Regions from separate parts of the Mus musculus genome. Here region 1 is linked to region 2. Evidence: chromatin contacts called from ENCODE Hi-C data. All regions are on one chromosome and are shown on one strand. Each heading gives the region's core, a stretch centred on a gene start or an enhancer-like site at or near the end of the contact. The rest is flanking DNA. Distances are from core to core; before and after follow the strand shown.

The links. Hi-C counts contacts between places; a loop is a spot of excess contacts on that map.
Region 1: a map of T-helper 1 cell shows a loop between it and region 2 (5-fold over the local background). The contact joins the promoter of Tmem198 here to the promoter of Nhej1 in region 2. A Hi-C loop is called at or near these places in 2 of 37 maps with a recorded cell type or tissue (T-helper 1 cell and T-helper 17 cell).

Annotation. Positions count from the first base shown.
Region 1 is chr1:75,478,186-75,482,112 of GRCm38, reverse strand. Tmem198 (transmembrane protein 198) reads right to left here and starts at 2,581. Exons shown (of 5, transcript NM_177056.4): 1 at 2,228-2,581; 2 at 1,716-1,920. The coding sequence starts at 1,881. It overlaps Chpf (chondroitin polymerizing factor), which reads left to right and starts at 2,642. Exons shown (of 4, transcript NM_001001566.3): 1 at 2,642-3,321. The coding sequence starts at 3,008.
Region 2 is chr1:75,123,860-75,127,533 of GRCm38, reverse strand. Nhej1 (non-homologous end joining factor 1) reads left to right here and starts at 2,308. Exons shown (of 9, transcript NM_029342.4): 1 at 2,308-2,398. Slc23a3 (solute carrier family 23 (nucleobase transporters), member 3) reads left to right here. Exons shown (of 12, transcript NM_194333.3): 11 at 1,097-1,192; 12 at 1,516-1,993. The coding sequence ends at 1,805.

The DNA.
Region 1 (3,927 bases), core at 1,332-3,831, 350 kb before region 2:
ACAGAGAGGACAGAGCTTGGGGGGGAGATGAGGTCTTTGCAGGTCAGGGGACTGGGCAAGAGTAGTGTCATTAAGATTATTAAAGACAAAGGGGAACACTGAGGGCAGAGAAATAGGAGCACTAGAAACCACCATGCGGAGGATCAATCTACTGACTGGAGTTACAGGGATCAGAGAGAACCAGAGGGAGGGTACTAGGAGCTATGTGGGGCTGCAGGAAACCCAAGAGGACTACATGGAGAATGGGGGGTGGGGGTGGGGGGTGGGGAATTGAAGGGACTTGAGAGACATGAGTGGTGTTTGAAAGAGGAAGGGGGGGTGAGGTGGATCACAAACAATTGGGAAGCTGGAAGAAAGAGTTAGGAGTCAAGGAGAGGCAGGGAGAGCCAAAGAGAAAGATGATGATAAAGAGAAAAAGAGATTTGGTTCCAAGAATGGGGGTATCAGACCCCAGAAGGTTCTGAAGTCAGAGAGGAGCAGAGTTTAGAAAGAGGCTCTGAATCCCTGGTAGGGGCATCCAAGATGGGTAGGATGATTACTAGAGCTGAGGGCAAGGGATGAAGCTATCCAGAGCACCATGCAGAGGGAGGAGGTACCCAGAGCAGGAGGGGGGAATCTTTGGACACCCATACATATCCTAAATCCTTGTGGGGGACATTTTCCCTGCCCACTCTGCAAAATGTAAGAGAAAGACCATCTGATCCCATATTCCACACCCTATATTCCCAACTATTCTAACACACTTCTGGCAAACCACCCCAGCCTCTCTGCCCAAACTGGTTCTGATACATATAATCTTGAAGGCTGCCTTTGGGTCCCTACTCATAGAAGGCTCTCTCCACTGTGAAGTTCTGTAACTTCCTGAAGAATCCACTGGGCGTTTATTTACTCAAAGCTGACACTAGCCCATAGGTCACCTTTGTGAAAATGAGAAAAAGGCATACTGTTTTGTAGAGAAGCCAGCCTTGGTCCAAGACCTTGAGAGTTGTCAAATGGACCCCCACACACCTGTTCGACTGAGCGGCAGTTAGTGCTCACCCACCCAACCTCACTGAACTATGTAATCCATGCTGGCCTTGAGCCTCCCTTCCCTTGCTTTGGCTTCCTGGATGCTGGGATTACAGGCATACCACGCCCTCCCCCATACAACTCTTCACAGTAACCATTCTTATGGGAATCTGCCTTGTAGGCGATCTCCATTTGTATGACTACCATCCAGCCCACTCTGATATGTATCACAAGTGTGAATATTCCAGGTCTCGCCCCCACCATGCAATATGCCCTGTGGTAAGGAACCATGCTAAGAGTTTTTATTATTTTATTTTAGTCTGCTTATCCTAAGTGATCCAAACATATCTTCGCTACGATAGTCATTATTCTTTGACCACCTACTAATTCTTGTCTATATGAGACAAACACTGTTGTCTTTGTCCAAGTGAAAAAGCTGAGACCCAGGTTAACATGCCCATTACATCACAGTGACTAACATACAGAGCCCGGTTCAAACTCAAAGAGCCTAATTCAAAACCTGCTCTCTGTAGAATCTAGAGTCAATGATCTACAAATATACTTGTGATCAGCAAGAGAATGATACCGCCATGAGGGTGGGGTGGGGGTGGGGGTGGGATGGGGTGGAAATGATTCTCGAGACACCAGAAAAAGGAACTTTAGGGAAACAGTAGAAGGCCACAGGTGAGGAACGAGGGGGATCTCACCAAAGAAGCAGTAGACGACTCCAAACAAACAGCACATGATGCAGACGAGGGCCGGCAGTGCCTGATACCTGCGCTCCAGAGGCTGTTCACAAGGTGCACCCCAGAAGGTGTCATCCGGCTCCGGGGGCAGCAGCTGAAACCGCAGAGTTTCCATAGTACCCGGCATAGCGCCGGGAATGGAAGGGGGTCACCCTCCCAGGACAACCTGACAGGGAGGAAATTGGGGTCAAGAGTCAGTTGTGGGTCTCCACTACAATAACAGTGCGAGTGGGGGAATTCAGCAAGGGCACAGTGGACAAAGGAATGGTTGCCCACATCAGGCAGCTCTAGAAGCATCTCTGGAACGGGGAGCAGAGACAAAGGGAAACAAGTGCCTGGCTAGAGGCGGCTGGGATGGACTTAAAAGAGGGACTAGATGGGGCTAGACGAGGAGAGGGAGGGTGCCGCTGGCAAAAAGAGGCAGCCTGAGCACCATCTGTGGGAGGCTCAATTTGGAATTGTCCAAGATCTACCTGGGCCGGAGGTGACCGGAGCTTCCGAGCAAAGGAGGGTGTGCAGGGGCCGGAGGAGCCGGGGTTGTAGGACACCAGAGGCTCTGACTGACTGGGGTCCGGGCAAAGTCTGCCGTGCGAAGGGGGCTGCTGGGCCGGAGAGACGGGTCTCTGTGCGACGGCGTCGTCGCCCCACCTCCGACACCGGCTGGCACTGCAGCTCCACAGACTCGCGCCCGGCTCGGGGAAGGGAAAGGAGCAGGAGCTCGGGCTGTCCCGGAGCCGCGGCCCCATGCCCTGAGCCCGCTGGCGGCCTTTGGTGCTGATGGACAGCTCCGGCCTCTGCTCCTGACGTCACTCAGGGTGCACCATCCTGGCAGGGGCGGGCTGCTTCTGACGTCATCCGGGACGCACCAACCACGCAGGGGGGAGACAGGGGACTCCGCCCCCGGCGTCTGCCTCTCCGGCGCTGAGGAGGGGGCACTTCCGGGGGTCCTTCCCCTTTAACCTCCTCCCCTTCGTCCCTCTCCGCTAGCTGACGGCTAGACCCCACCTCGGGGGCGGGGCCCTGTCGGTGACACGTCGGACAGCGGCCGCCTTGGAGGCCCGGGCGCGCAGTGCTGCTCTAAGGGCGGCCGACCCGCCCGGGGATTCCGGGCTTGAGCTCCTACCTCTGCTCGGCGGGGAGGGAGCGGGCCCGCCTGCTGGGCCTGGGCCCTCCGGATCCGCCCCCTCTTCGGTCCCGCCCCCTCGGAGCCGCCTCGGGCTACGCGGGGGCCGGGGACCCGCTGTCGGGACGCCATGCGGGCGTCGCTGCTGCTGTCCGTGCTGCGGCCCGCGGGGCCCGTGGCCGTGGGCATCTCTCTGGGCTTCACCCTGAGCCTGCTCAGCGTCACCTGGGTGGAGGAGCCTTGCGGACCCGGGCCGCCCCAACCCGGAGACTCTGAGCTGCCGCCGCGCGGCAACACCAACGCGGCGCGCCGGCCCAACTCGGTGCAGCCCGGATCCGAGCGCGAGAGGCCCGGGGCCGGCGCAGGCACCGGTGAGAGCTGGGAGCCTCGTGTCTTGCCCTACCATCCCGCGCAGCCAGGCCAGGCCACCAAGAAGGCCGTCAGGTACTGATCCACTCCGTCCGCCCTAACACCCCCCCCCCCCCCCCCGCAGGCACCAGCCAGGATGCGCGCGCTAGGGAGGCCGCCAGAGGCCGGGTCAGGCTCCGGAAGGAAGGGGCCGGCCGGCCAGGAAGTCCTTGGGCCTCGATTACTTCCTATGACCCTGCTTGCAGGGAGACAGAGGGCCAGTTTGAAGCTTTTTCTGGATCCCGTCCGGATCTGAGCTGAGCTAAACCGACTCCACCCAATTATACTCCAAAGACCCTCTTAGCCCCCCACTGGTCTGTTTAGGATTAGAAAAATGAGTGTTAAAGAGGATAAGTGTATAAAGAGGGGGAAAGAAAAAGGAGGGAACTGGAATTTACCTGTATTTCATTCCTAGATGGGTTTCAAGGGCCACCTTGGGATGAGATGGGAGAGGGAGGAATGTACTCATCACATTGATGTCTCTGCCCACGCATTGAAGTAATTTCTTCTAAGTAACAGTGAATTCCAGTTGTACAACTTACCTTCTACCTTAGGAAGGTGAGTCACTGCCTTAGTTTGCCCCTCTCCAAAAGACATTCTCTACACCACTATGCCGTATGCTTCTACACATCATTTATAGGA
Region 2 (3,674 bases), core at 1,059-3,558:
TCTACAGAGTGAGTTCTAGGATAAGTAGGGACACACAGAGAAACTCTGTCTCAACAAACAAACAAACAAACAAACAACAACAAAACAACAACAAAAGAAAGAAAAGAAATATCTAATCCTAGCACAGGGGAAGCAGGTGGAGTCTCTGTGAGTTTGAGGCCAGATGCTTACACAGTGAGTTCCAGGTCATTCAGGGTTACATAGTGAGATCCTGACAAAACAATACAAAATAACAAAGGCCTGTAGTAGTCAATGACAGGAGGAGCCTCTACCTGAGCTGCTGAGGTGTTCCAACAGAACTGGACTGGTCTTTGAGGATGCATGTTTGTCAAAAGGCCACTTCTCTGTGTGAGACGGGGCCTCATTTTGGAACTTAGGCTGGCTTCAAAATCTTGGCAATCTTCCTGCTTCCTTTCAAGTCTTAGGATTATAGATGTATGCCATATGCACAGTTAATAAGGTCATGCTTGATCACGCTTCCATCATATGCAAAGATAAAAGATAGGATTATAGGATAGAAATAGCATATGCTGAAAGCCTATTTATTTTATCTAGAGCCTATTTTATCTAGAGCAGTGGTTTTCAACTGGGGGGTGATTTTTGCTCCATGGGGAACATTTAGCAATGTCTGGAGATGCTTCTTGGATGTCATAAATGGGAAGAAAGAGTATTGTTATTGGGATTCAGTGTTTAGAGAGGTTATTAAACATTCTTTGATGCAGTGGACAGCTCCTTATAACCAAATTATCTGGTCCAAAGTGTTAGTAGGACTGAAACTGAGAGGCCCAGGGTAGAGCAGAGAAAGTCAGAAGTGGGAGAGACTAGGGCTTTGTAATGTCACACTTCCCAGAAGGGAGCTTGGGACAAAGGGTACCTGGAGGGAATGTGGGTGCTTAGAAAACATGGTGCTGAGAAAGGAATCTGGGCAGGGCCTGAGTGTGGGGAATGGAGTGTGTAGAGGGAAAAGGTAGATGGGATGGAATGGCAGCCTAGTGAGATGTGTCCCTGGTTTGAGATGCAGTTTACGTCTGAAAGGGAAGACTCATTGCCTGGGACAGTATCAGTTACCTTCCTGCCTGGCCCCAACCCTTTGTAGGCTGGAGCCCCCTGGATATGTTTCTTCGTTCTTTGCTGGCAGAACCCATTTTCTTAGCTGGTCTACTGGGCTTTCTCCTAGAAAACACTATATCTGGTAAGTTGAGACCAGGTCCCAGGGGAGTGGCTAGGTAGTCACTACTCCCTAGGTTGGGCAGGGCAGTGACCTTTACTTATTTTTCACTTAAAAAAAAAACCTTAATTTTCATTTTAAATTATGCATATGTGTGTATGTGTGTCTTTGGATATTTGCATTCATAAAATGTAGAGATCAGTGATGGTAGATCCTCCCAGACCTGGAGATTCGGGCAGTTGTGAGCCATCCGGCATGGGTGCTGGGACTTGGAACTTGGGTCCTCTGTAAGAGCAGTACCAGCTCCTAAGAGCTATCTCTCCATCCTGATCACCCCTCTTTTACAGGTACACGGGCTGAGAGAGGCTTAGGTCAGAGGCTGCCAACTTCTTTCACTGCCCAAGAAATTCAAATGCTTCAGCAATCCAGGAGGAAAGCTGCTCAAGAGTATGGGCTTCCTTTACCCATCAGAAACCTGTGTTCCTGCATCCCACAGCCTCTCCACTGCCTCTGTCCAATGCCTGAAGACTCTGGGGATGAAGGAGGATCCTCTAAAACAGGAGAGAGAGCCGACTTGTTGCCTAACTCTGGGGAATCGTACTCCACAGCTAGCAGAGAAGGGGTTAGGTCCCAGTAATCATCAAGACCACCATTTTTGTCTTAGTTTAGCAGTAACTGCCACCTTGCTGGAGTCTGTATACTTTGTCCCAGTGGAGGTGGATGTGGCCCACTTGCAAAATGGGCTGCCTTTCCTCCTCTTAAGACTTGAGCAGAGGCCATGGTTTAGCGGGTTGGAACTGAATAAATGAGATTTCTGCCTGTAAACTGTCAAGGCTTCTTGAATGAACTCTAGCATTCAAATATTTACTCTTTGCCATGAGCAAGGTCCTACATCCACGGATATGAATACGACAGGGTCCCTGCCCTCTCCCTGCATTTAAGATTTAAATAAGTAACTAAAATGTAAAGCAGATAAAAAAAAGATGAAGAGGCAAGAGAGAAGTAGTATTTCGTTTCAACTTAGGGCAACAGGAAAGGAATTAGGAAAGCAGCAGAGTTGCGAGTGGCGTTAACAAGTGAGGTTCGGGCCCCGCCCACCAGGGCCCTGGCTCCGCCCACACCCAAGACCCCGCCTTCCTGAGTGTGTTGTGTGTGGGGGGGTGGCCTCTCAGTTTGCGCACCAGGACAGGCCCGCCTTGAGGAGGGTGGGAGTTCCCGCAGCCGTTGACGGTAGGTGGGGTTGGTTTCGTGTCGGCGCCGAGATCTGGGTCTGTCCGGACGCCGAAAAGCAAAGATAAACTCGTGCAGTGGCCCCTGACCCGGGCGCTTTTTCCCAGAAGGGACCGCGCGCAGCCCGACTTTGGACCTCCCGGAGTGGGCGGACCTGCGCACGCGCAGTCCGTTTTCGGCCTCTGCCTTTTAGTGTGTCGTGTGAAGCCCCTCCTTAGCAGGCTTCGTGTTTGGCCCGCTGGGATGAATTAGTTTTGTTCCCCTTTGGGGCCCTGAGCCGTAACTGTGTGCAGCGGATGCTGTAAAAATGAGAGGCGGGCGACAAAGTTCTAGCGGGGGTTGGGGGGGCAGATGGACGCCTAGGGCGCTCGAGGGCGGGGCGTGTGACCTTTGGCGGCAGGGCCTAAGGTTTGCCCTCTTTGGTGGCACAGGGCGTGGGCTCGACAGATGGTCTGTAGGACCTTACTGCCCCCTGCAGGGTATTTTAGGAACTATCCCTGGGAGAGGAACCCGAGTGGTAGAATGTCGTGCAACTTCACAGTCTCTCCTTTAAAAGACAAATTAAACCCGCGAGGTTGGTTAACGTGATCATGGAAGACCAATTTGCGGAGTGTGGGGCGGGGAGTCAAACCCCAGAGGACTTAGATTCCTTCTCCCTCCATGCTGTGAACAGTCTCAGGCCCCAGTCCGTTCTACCACTTTGTTTTGTTTTGAAAGTCTCTTGCTATGTTGTCCAGGTTGGCTTCCAAATCAAGATCCTCCTGCCTCAGCCTCCTGTGTGCTAGGATTACAGGCATGCCCCATCATGCCTGACTCACTGAGTTATACTTACCTCAAGACCAGGCTGAGTGGTAGGAGCAGCCAGACTGGATGTTTAGACATTTTTATAGGGCCAGCTGTCCCTGGCCACATTAAAACAGCTTCCTCCCATTCAGACAAAACCATCGACTTGTGGGTTTTGACCTTCGGAACCAGTTAGGCCAATAAGCTCAATTTTGGTGAGTTTCAGAGTGCATGCCAGGATGTGCCTATAAGGGAAATTAGAGGGTTTGGCAACTTCATTTGTATGTCTAATCTTTCCCAGTGTAAACTCTTGCCCAGTGAAGACTCTTTAATCATTCTGAGACCAGTTTATCCTGTTGGAACAGCCCAGGATACAAATAACCATCTCCACACACAGCGTTTCAAGGTGGCTGCAAATAACCACCATATATGTAGTCCTGTGTCACTTGAAATGGCCAGATGTTTTTTGACAACTGTGTTGTTAGGCAATTTT